2 separate regions of the Homo sapiens genome follow, and region 1 is linked to region 2. Evidence: read pairs that join two places in POLR2A ChIA-PET (ENCODE). Cell type or tissue: IMR-90. All regions are shown on one strand. Links, peaks and the distances in the headings refer to the core of each region. The heading gives the core; the rest is flanking DNA. Region 1 has its middle 14 kb from the start of ZFP36L1. Region 2 has its middle 52 kb from the start of ZFP36L1.

Region 1 (5,374 bases), core at 80-5,079, 66 kb after region 2:
ACAAAATCACTTTAGTTGTAAGAGGATTTTTTTGATAGATTACTTGGGGTGTTTTTGTTTACTTATTTTTGTTTTGTTTTTGTTTTGAGGTAGAGTCTCACCTTGTTACCCAGGCTGGAGTGCAGTGGTGCAATCATAGTTCACTGCAGCCTCAAATTCCTGAGCTCAAGCAGTCCTCCCATCTCAGCCTCCTAAGTAGCTGGAACTATAGGTACATGCCACCATTCCAGCTAGTTTAATTTTTTGTAGAGATAGGATCTCACTATGTTTCCCAGGCTGGTCTCTAACTTTTGTCCTCAAGCAATCCTCCTGCTTGGGCATCCCAAAGTGATGAGATTACAGACATGAGCCCCTGTACCAGGTGTGTTTTTGTTTTTAATGCAGACAAGCACATATTGTCTATACATAGGAATAATTTAATTTCTTCCTTTCCTAACGTATGCATTGTATTTCATTTTCTTGCCTTATTGCTTTATCCAGGATTTGCAATACAGTGTTGAATAGGCATGGTAAGAGTAGATGCCCTGACCTTGTTCCTGATTTTAGGGGGAAAGCATTCAGTCTTTCATTTTAAAATACAACATTCGTTGCCAGTTTTTTTGTAGTCATTTAACTTTTTAACATTCCCTTCCCACTAGGATGTATGCTCCATCAAAGCAGGCTCTCTCTGCTCTCAGCTCAACTCCCAGTGCCTGGCTTAGTGCCTAGCAGAGAGTAGGCCCTCAATAAGTATTCGTGGAAAAAAAATGAAGATTTAGTACTTCTCTACTTCGCTAACTTAGCCAGCCACAATCAGGGTTCTGTATGACAGACAACAGAGGGACTTGGCTGAATATGCACGACATTAGAAGAATAATCTTACAATAAATACCCCAACAGATCCAACTAGGCATTGGCCCCATAGAGTTGACAATCTTAAGCTGCAGAGCATTTGTAGATCAGCTTTTCTGCAAGCTATCCTGTGTCAAAGCATTTATCTATGAGGAATAGATGACCGCAGTATAATAATTATTTCAGATCAAGAGCATTCCATTCCCAAAAGGAATTTAAACAAAAAGCTTTCAGCTCTGAAAAACAGGGGTTTTCAGGATAGAGAATCCCATTGCTCTGAAATCTTAGGCCCTCAGATGGGTGGGGTTGTTTCGCTAAATTTATTTCAGCCACTTATAGAAACAGAAGGGGGAAGAAGGGGGTGGGTGCCTGCACACCAACCCTGGCTCTGTAGCATTAATATCTGCCGGGTTCAGGCTTTTATTTGGGTTTTGTTTTACGTTGCGGGGCTGGAGAGACAGGCAGGCAGCAGGAGTGTCTCACAAATGCACGACTTTCAAATTGCAGTTTCCTACCTTTCTCCATGTACGTTATCGAGAGAGAGAGAGAGAGAGAGAGAGAGAGAGAATCTGCTTGCTTTCTTTCCGGCACAAGTGTGAGTGGAGGGAAACTGGGGTATTTGTCCCTGGCCCCCATGAGAACCCCTACCCAATCCCACACACACATACCTCCAATGGCTCTACTACTTGAATTTTAGGGGTTGTTGGATATAAAATTCAGGCCTTTTAAACCGTGTTTACCTCCTCCCCAGCTTCCCCAAAGCACTGAACACACATTCTCCTTAGTCCCTGATACCTGAACAATCTCTTCTGCCACCCAAACCCCTATAACTAGAAAAAGGATTTGAAATGATGTTGCTTTTTTGGCCTGGCGTGGTGGCTCACGCCTGTAATCCCAGCACTTTGGGAGGCTGAGGCAGGTGACTCATGAGGTCAGGAGTTCAAGACCAGTCTGGTCAAAGTGGTGAAACCCTATCTCTATTAAAAATACAAAAAATTGGCCAGTCGTGGTGGCAGGCACCTGTAATCCCAGCTACTTGGGAGGCAGAGGTTGCAGTGAGCCGAGATAGCGCCACTGCACTCCAGCCTGGGCGACAGAGTAAGACTCCATCAAAAAAAAAAAAAAAAAAAAAAAGAAATGATGTTGCTTTTTTCAAACTTGTTTTTTGCTAAATTTGAAATACTTTACAAAGCACAGGTTAATGACCTCCCACAGATGTAAGGGGAAACTGAGGCACAGGAGCAGGAGGTGGCAGCAGGTGACCCGCACCTACTGCAAGTGGCTGAGATTGAAGTCCAGTATTGATGTCCAGTCCTTGGCTGGCTCTCAGAGGTTCCTGGCTGAACTCAGGACTAGAGAAAGCCTGGGCTCTGTATCTGGGGGCTTGCTGCTGCCTGGCTGCTGCTGTTTGCTGGCAGAAAGAGGAGACATGCATGAGGAAGCTAAGAAATCTGCTGTGCCCGAGACTTGAATAACTACATGAGAACATGGGGAAGTACCGTGCACAGTGCCCAGCCCATGGGAACCCAAGTGCCAGTTTTCTTCCTTGGCTGGGTCACCAAGGAAGGTGGGAGAAGGAGCGTCTGTCCTCTCCTCTCTCTACCCCTGAGGCGGGAAGACTGGCAGGGACTGGTGGGAGGGAGGGTGGCCTGGGGCAGATGCTGGGGAGAGGCCTGGTTTGCAGATAATCCAGGGGGGTCTTGCTCTAAACTGTGGGGTCATCTTCAGGGCAAATCAAGGGATTCACACTTACTAGTAAGCTGTAAAGTGTTCACAGGTAAACCAAGGTACTATTTTGTCCTAGCATCAGTGAGTTTGCTTTGGAATTATCCTCCACTACTCCCTAGCAAGGCCCTGGTATGGCCAACTCCACCCTGAGAGCTGTTCTTTTGAGAAACAGGAACCTCCCCAGCCAGAGCAGAGATCAGACAGCTCTTGGAGGGTTGCCATGTGGACAGCCGGCGGGGGAGTGAGAGAGGACGGGTCTTTGCCACAGCCCTGTGACTTCTTTAGTGCTGAGTTTCTCCCACCAACTGCACCCTCCACCCCGGGGTACTGTGGGCCCCCAAACCAGGGCCTGCTCTTGTCTGACCAAAGGCAACCAGATCTGCTGCAGCTGCTGGGTGAGGAAACAAGCTCTCCCAGAGACCAGGGAAGCAGCTGGAGAAAGATTCCTGCCAGCCCCGGGGGTGTAAATATTTATACAACGTGGTGCTGGTGCGTGGGAAGAGGGAAGGCAGAGCGAGGTGGCAGGAATGAGGAGGCACTGACACGGACAGATTTAAGGAGGCTGCACTTGGGGCCCAGCTAGGAGTGAGGCGGCCCAGGCAGGAAGGAGCAGGAGGCTGCTGGGATCCTAATCCCCACTTGAATTCCTATGTCAAAGAGGCTGGGTCTTTGCCCCCAGCTCTCCTGCCACAGTCAAGGGGAGCAACTTGGAAGAACATTCATCACCCATCCCCTAGTCATTCCTCCTGTTGATTATAGCCCTCTATATAAAGCAGGAGGCACTGCCTGGAATCAGAGATAAACCAAGTCCACAGGGCCTAGGAGTAAGGGCCTTTGGCCTCCTGAAGTTTATGCTTTTCGGGTCTTAAAGGATGCTGGACCCCGAGAGTTGGACTCCAGAGCTAAAGGCTTAGAAAATATAAACAAAATACAAAATGTAAGCAAAGAGTTGTCTCAAGCCTTTATATAACCAACAGCACTTCCCTCAAGTGACAGGGAACACTGTGCATTGATGAAGATGATGAAGGACAGATGGGACCCAGAAAGAGAGCAAGGTGTGCCTATGGAAACAGCCCTCAACCACACTTGCCAGAGAAGCAGGTGGCCACCATCAGCACAGAGCCTAGAAAAGATAAGGCAGTCCAGTGGGTGTCTACCTGGAGCTCTTGAGCCCCCTCACCCCAGGATGCCGCTCAGCTCCGGGTGTGCCCAGGCAGAGCACTGATCCACCGGCCCCTCAGCCGCACCCACTGAGGACTGACGCCCCAGGATGGGAAGCATGCCTGGACCGGTGGGGACAGCCAGATGGACTCCAGTCGATTTGCCTTGGACAGCTGGGGAGCAGGGCCCAGGATGCTCCCACCCCACCCCACCACTCCAGACAGGGAGGGGTGTGGTTGCAATTTCTAGGATTTCTCTGCCACTATGCCCATCAAGAAGTGCCACCTGCCTCATCAGTACCAGGGCTGACCCTCAGAGCCTCCCACAGGTGGGGTTTGCCCAGCGGCCAAGAGTCTTTAATACACCCCACAATTACCAGCCTCTTCTAGCATTCCCCCTGCACCCTCAAAATGACCACTGGCCAAGGGCTGTGATAGTGGGAAAAAAGGACTTTCCACTGGAAAACTGCCTCTGTCTCCCCAGCAGACACCTCTGGATGCCCAGGTCAACTTCAGCCACTGAGTCAGAATTGAAGGAAACCCAGACTCGGGTCCCAGGAGGCAGTCCCTATGCTGCAAAGTCTTCAAACACAGCACCGAGTTTTGTAAGGAATACATTCCCAGTGGGTGCAACTCCATGGAGCTCCAGCCTTTCCTGGTCTAACCTGGTTAATCCTCCAACCCACAGCCCGAAGGGTGGATTCCATTGCCTCCCCGAGCCATGAAGTCCCAGGCCCACACACTGTGGAGGAGACACCATCTGCCCCAACCCTCAGCCCAGGCCTGGCAGACAACATCAACCCTAACAGGGAGAGCAGCACTGTCCCCATCCCCCTCCCCAGAAGGACACCAGGGCTGGGAGGAGAATCTTCAGGCGCCCAAGACCTCTTCTGCCGCCGTGGCTCTGCCTGCCGGCTGTGGCCTCCTCCTTGCCAGCTCTGCTTAAACAGATGAACAAGAATAAAAGCTGTGTGACCCAAGGAAAGCTTTAGGGAAAAGAACTGAAGCTGAAAGGGAAAAAAAAAAAATCCCAAAAAACTCTTAAGAAATGGGAGAGGATCAGAATTCAAGAAACAGACAAAATAAATCATCCAGGAATCCAGATGTAAAACAAGGCAGGCCAAAAGAAAATAAAAATTATGCTAAGAAGGCAGAGTGAGGTGGGGAAAGGAGCTGAGAAGGATAAAGAGGGGGCCAGTTATAAATATTCTGAAAAGGGAGAAGAATGTCAAAGCAAACAACACCCAAAAAATTTTTTTTTAAAAGACCCAGGAGAGAAAAGGAGGCAGCAGTGAATTTAAAACAACTGCCCTGATCCCAACCAAATCCACTCAGTAATGTTCTGGGTGACTACAAGTGAGTCTTAGGGCTTTTGTATATGTGTGGATTTCAGACTCTTCCTAACACTGAACAAGGACAGTCCTAGAAAAGCAAGCTTTCCTTCTCGCCTTTGTGTTTCCTAACTTTTCCCACCTCACCCCCGCTGTTAGTCTGTTGCAGAGAAAGGGCTAGTCTTCCTGGGACAAGGCCAAAAACCAGTCCAACTCACCCCAGAGTAGGGTGGCTGCCATCATGATACCCTATGGCTGGCTCACTGGAGAATTTGAGCAGGAGCCCTGTGCCAGGAGAACATCAGGTATGAGTAGAGCGGTGTG
Region 2 (5,374 bases), core at 167-5,166:
TGCCCTACCTTCAGTGCCTCCAAGCTCCATCTCAACCACCCTGTGCCCTCTTGCCTGGGGATCAACCCCTCCTTTCTCCAGAGAACCCCTACTTCACCTAGCACGTTTCCATGTGAATTTCAAAGGCTAAGTGCAAGGATTAGGTTCCTCTGAACTGGTTGAGATCTTTCAGGCTTCCTGTCCATCCCCCAGTGTCATGCCTATTTATCTCAATTTATGACACCCACACTTTCCCAATAATCCTGTTGCCTTTCTTGGTGCTTTTGTTGCTCCCTATAAATTGTCATTAAAGAGGTTGGATAGGAATGAGCCTGCAGCCCACTACTAGAGACTTCTCTCCTGGTCAACATCTACATGCTAATGACAGAAGGATTAGGTGGTTTTCTAATTATTGATTACTATGGAACAAATGACTTCAAACATGCTGATGAAAAACTGCCAACCATTTTCTTCTGCTCACAGATTCCTGAGTCAGGAATCTGGACAGAGCACAGCTGGGATGCCTCTTCTCTGGTCCATGTTTAGGACTTCTGCTGGGAAAAGCAGACACCAGGGGTGGGGGAATGAACTGAATGGGTAGGGGCTGGAATTATCTAGAGGCTTCTTCATTCCATGTCTGGCATCTACACTGGAAGGACTCAAAGACTGAGCTGAGTGGGGACTGTCACGTGTCGAATGACATGTGTCCTCTCCATATGGCTTGGGTTTCTCATAACATGGCAGCTGGGTCACAAGAGTGAGTGTTCCAGGAGAACCAGACAGAAGCCGTGGGGTCTTTTATGGCCAAGCCTCAGAAGTCAAAAAACATTACTTTCTCCATACCCTACTGATCAAAGCAGTCACAAGACTGTCCTGATTCAAGAGGAGGAGCATAGGTCCCACCACTGGATCGAAGGAATGTCTAACAATTCTATAACAGCCACAGCAGCACTGGAAGCCTACACCCAGATGCCGAATGACTTGGGAGTCCCTTTGATTCAGGGTATAGGCCCCACCTGACAGGCTACTCAATGGCGATAAGTCATCAAGAATAAGCAGTGCTGCGAGGCTTCTGACATTCCTGTAGAGAGGCTGTGGTATAGGCCAGGCTACCATGATAAGGATTGTCTAACAGAATGAAGGCTCAAAGTGGATACTAGGTCTCCTAAAAAAGGCAGAACCCCTATTATCACAACTGGAGCATGCAGGATGTCAGACCAGCAATGTGTGACATGACGCCATCACACAGGTTAGCTGAGCGCCTTCAATCCCTCCTCCTGCGATCACATGAGAGCTTGTCAAATGCCCATGCTGATATTAAGAAATACTGTATCTATAGCATATTCCTGATCCAACAATTCAGTCACTGCCTTTCTAATATGCGTCTTTTTTTTTTTTTTTTCTGAGTTTCGCTCTTGTTGCCCAGGCTGGAGTGCAATGGCGCGATCTTGGCTCACAGCAACCTCTGCCTCCCATGTTCAAGTGATTCTCCTGCCTCAGCCTCCCAAGTAGCTGGGATTACAGGCATGCACCACCATGCCCAGCTAATTTTGTATTTTTAGTAGAGAAGAGGTTTCTCTATGCTGGTCAGGCTGGTCTCGAACTCCTGACCTCAGGTGATTCGCCCACCTCAGCCTCCCAAAGTGGGATTACAGGCGTGAGCCACCACGCCTGGCCTCAAATGTGCATCTTTAATCGTCTCGACAGAAATATTTCCAGTGATCAATGTGGATCTCACCAAACTGGGAAAGAAGTAGGAAGTATACACATCGAGAGGAAAACAGGAGAAAGCAAGTGGAGGTAGACGTTAGAATTATTCCTGAGTTCCTCTAGAGATGGTAGAAGGGAGGTGGGATTCCAGGGCTAAGTGGTTCCAGGTGGTCCCAGCCTACCAGCTTTCAGCTTTTCATTAGTGTCCCCTTCAAGGCAAGCCCCATCTCTTTCAGAGAGCAAACATTTACATTGATCTAGGGTCGCTGGAGGCCATTTTACCTTGGAAGTATCTGGGAGTTGGGAGCTGATTAAGGGCAATACAGAACAAATAGCTCAGAGATGGTCTGGGAAAGAATGAAGAAAGTAAAATTGATATTTGGGGTGAGGGGTGCAGCTTTTCCTGTGGAAGCAGTGTGCAGTAATCCAGGGCACTATCACTGCTGTGAGTCATCAACTTCTGGGTCTCTGGCTCAGACAATCTTAGAAAGCCAGAGCTGGGGGGTAGGGGTGCCTGTTCCAAGGTCATCTAGTCCAACCCTCGCATTCGAGAGATGTGGAAACTGTTGCAGAGTCCATTTGTGCCCACTGAATATCCATGTGCTTCCCTGAATTTCCCAGCCTTCCTTGCAGTTAGGTGATTAATTCTAGCCAATGATACATGTCACTTCCGGGCCCAAACACTGAAGACAGTATGTGCCTCCCCCATCCCTCTTATCCCCTGCCACTGTGACCAGACAGTCCATGTACCCTAGATGGCATACCTACAAGATGGAAGAGGATCTGTCCATCCTCATCAAAGCAGGAAATACAAAGCTTCACTGTGTGAAGACACTGAAAACTGGGGTCTTATTTGTCACTGCAGCATGGCCTGGCTTAGCCTGACTACTATGGAAATTGAGGCCTAGAGAGGGGAAGTATGGATATGAGTAGCCCTGATAATGTATGTCAGATCCCCGCTCATTCAGGAAAGCAGATCAAAGCAAGTAACATGGTAGGAATTTCTGCTATAGGGTGATGATCATGCAGCATTGACCCTCTTGCTGTCATGCTTTATAATTAACAAAATCTATTCATGACCAGAGTCATATAGTGAGGGAATAAGGGAGTCAAAAAGTAAAATCCAGGACTTCCCCCACACACTGCCTGATTGCCTATGCTTTTAGAATACTGATATCTTTTTAAAAGGTTATAACTCTCTTTTATCCTCCCCTTTCCAAAAAAAAAAAAAAAAAACTGATTGGCATAGGCTTATTTTTTCCCACAGGTTTATTTTCATAGAATATTTATTTCAATATTTAAATTTTGTCTAGAGAAGGTTCCAATAGCCTGGAGATCATTGGAGGTACCCGAGGAGTCATGGGTACCGGGGCTGGGAAACTCCGCCCTTGGGGGGATCCCTGGCTGAGAGAATCCCCTTGGTCGGTCCCCACAGAGGTACAGCACCCACTGTCCCACTCAGACCAGCAAATGAAGAAGTTGGATTAGACCACATCAAAGCAAGATTTCTTCAAAAAAATCCAAATCAGATCCAGGTTCCTCTTCTTGAGACCACAGAGAGTGGGTGAAGGGTGCCTTCTGTGACTGCTTCCTCTTTCAACAAAAAGGGGAATGGCTGTAGGCCTGAGGGTGGCTGTTTATGTCTGGGAGAAGGTGACAAGTTAAAGACCAGGGTTGGGGACTCATGCTCTCTGGGGCTCTGTGATGTCCAAATTGCAGCCTCTACCACAGGGAGCCCCAGCTCTGCTGAGAGGCCCAAGCCCTCTGTAGCCCCAACCCTGGCTGCCCAGCCAGGCCCACCTGATCTGGGATGTCGCCTCTCACCTTCGCCTGCCCTCCCCTCCCTGTCAACACCCAGATGGGGAACCCACCCCTCAGGTCCCATTTCCCCTCTAGCTCCTTCCTCCTGGGAACTCCATGGTCTGACTTCCATCTTTACCTTGATTCTAAAACTATTCCAACCAAGGATGTCACTGAGATGCTATTGCCAAACAGAAAGACCTTAAGTTCAACCAGGCCCCATCACTTGCAAGTTTGTAGCCTTCGTTCGGCAAGTTATTTTCCTTCTCTGGTCTCAGTTTCCTCACCTGTAAAATGAGAATGATAATAATAGGACCTGCCTCATAGGGTTATTGTAAGGACTAAATGAGGTAATGGGAGTAAAGCACTTGTCAAAATGCCTCCTTCACATAGTCTATCATGCGATGAGTATAAGTTAACAATCCTTCATCCAAAAGCCCAGTATTTTTTCTTCTTTTAGGAGGTAATATGGTGCATAGGCTGTCTTTAGTATATGTCCCCCAGTGGGTGCCAAGTCAGGGCCTCACAATCAGACACATTCATGATGCTGCAGTGACCATGTCAACTTTTACTTGGAGGGACTTCAGACTGCAAATAGCCTCTCCAGTTCAGATCAGATTTTGCTGCTAAATGAGATTTGGCACCAAATTGACAAAATGAAGAAACAAACAACAACAACAGCAAAAACAAACAAACAAACAACCCTTTTCGTCCCTGGGATCTTTGGGTTTCAGGCTTGCAGATAGGGAATTATGAGTTTGTGTTAGTATTATTCCTATTTACACAACTAGATTTTCCTGTCACCTAGAACACAGAATGGACTCAATGACTCCTTCCTAGGAAGTCCTGACTCCAGAGGTCTTCCAGACTCTCCTCCACCCTAACTCTCTCCCTTTGGCTCCTACAGCCCTGGAGCCAAGGTAATGCAACCGAAGATAGTTTTATACCAATATCTGCTGCAGAGCCCCATGTACCTTAGTTAATCCTATGAGGGCAAGAATAGCATTTTCTACTTCTCTGATCTTCTTAGTGACAAGTAAAGAGCTGAGTACACAGTCAGTGCTTAATACATGCATCCTACATGAATACTGCTGACCTCTCTATGCCTCTGTTCTAATCTTGGCTCACTTGGTGCTGGAAGAGGTAGCGCAGTGTACAGAAACCATGTAGCTTCTGGGTTCGGCCAAGCCTGAATTTTAGCCTACTCAGGCACCTCACTGCTTGTATGTTTCTGTCTGTCTAGAAGGCTCCACTTCACATCCATAAAATGAACATAGTAACCCACTGTGCAGGGTTTTCCCCAAAAGAAGCCGTCTGTGTAATACACCTTGCACAGGGCCTGGTGCTCACTGGGAAAATGATAGAACTTGAGTCACAGGGTCGTTGTGAGGATTACACGAATGAAAGTTTATGTGGGTCTTAAACGCATGTTCTGCACGGTCAATTTTTTTTTTTTTTTGCTATATTTGAGAGTTATAATTTTGCCCCTTTTTTGTGATAAATATATATAACATAAAATGTGGCCAGGTGTGGTGGCTCACACCTGTAATCCCAGCACTTTGGGAGGCCGAGGCGGGCAGATCATGGGGTCATGAGTTCGAGACCAGCCTGGCCAACGTGGTGAAACTCCATCTCTACTAAAAATACAAAAATCAGCCGGGCGTCGTGGTGGGCACCTGTAATCCCAGCTACTTGGGAGGCTGAGGCAGGAGAATCGCTTGAACCCAGAAGGTGGAGGTTACAGTGAGCCGAGACTGCGCCACCGCACTCCAGCCTGGGCGACAGAGCGAGACTTCACCCCCCGCCCTCCAAGAAAAGTATCATTTACCCATTTTAAGTGCAAGTTCAAAGGCATTAAGGACATTCACACTGTGTGCAACCATCA

The links. ChIA-PET counts read pairs that join two places held together with the same protein. Peaks named below come from ENCODE experiments on the same cell type or tissue, not always from the same donor. Only the 100,000 strongest peaks of a DNase experiment are listed, where the experiment ranks them.
Region 1: POLR2A ChIA-PET joins it to region 2 with 5 read pairs; 13 of 35 experiments call an interaction of 5 or more read pairs at or near these places.

Annotation. Positions count from the first base shown.
Region 1 is chr14:68,804,413-68,809,786 of GRCh38, forward strand. No RefSeq gene overlaps it. Among named protein-coding and RNA genes, the nearest start is that of ZFP36L1, 14 kb to the left of the region's middle. RefSeq lists an enhancer at 2,734-2,783. In IMR-90, for the core only: no CTCF peak of the experiment used is centred there; a DNase peak (open chromatin) is centred at 2,989; H3K27ac peaks cover 3,067 bases.
Region 2 is chr14:68,738,812-68,744,185 of GRCh38, forward strand. No RefSeq gene overlaps it. Among named protein-coding and RNA genes, the nearest start is that of ZFP36L1, 52 kb to the right of the region's middle. RefSeq lists an enhancer at 2,972-3,021. In IMR-90, for the core only: no CTCF peak of the experiment used is centred there; no DNase peak of the experiment used is centred there.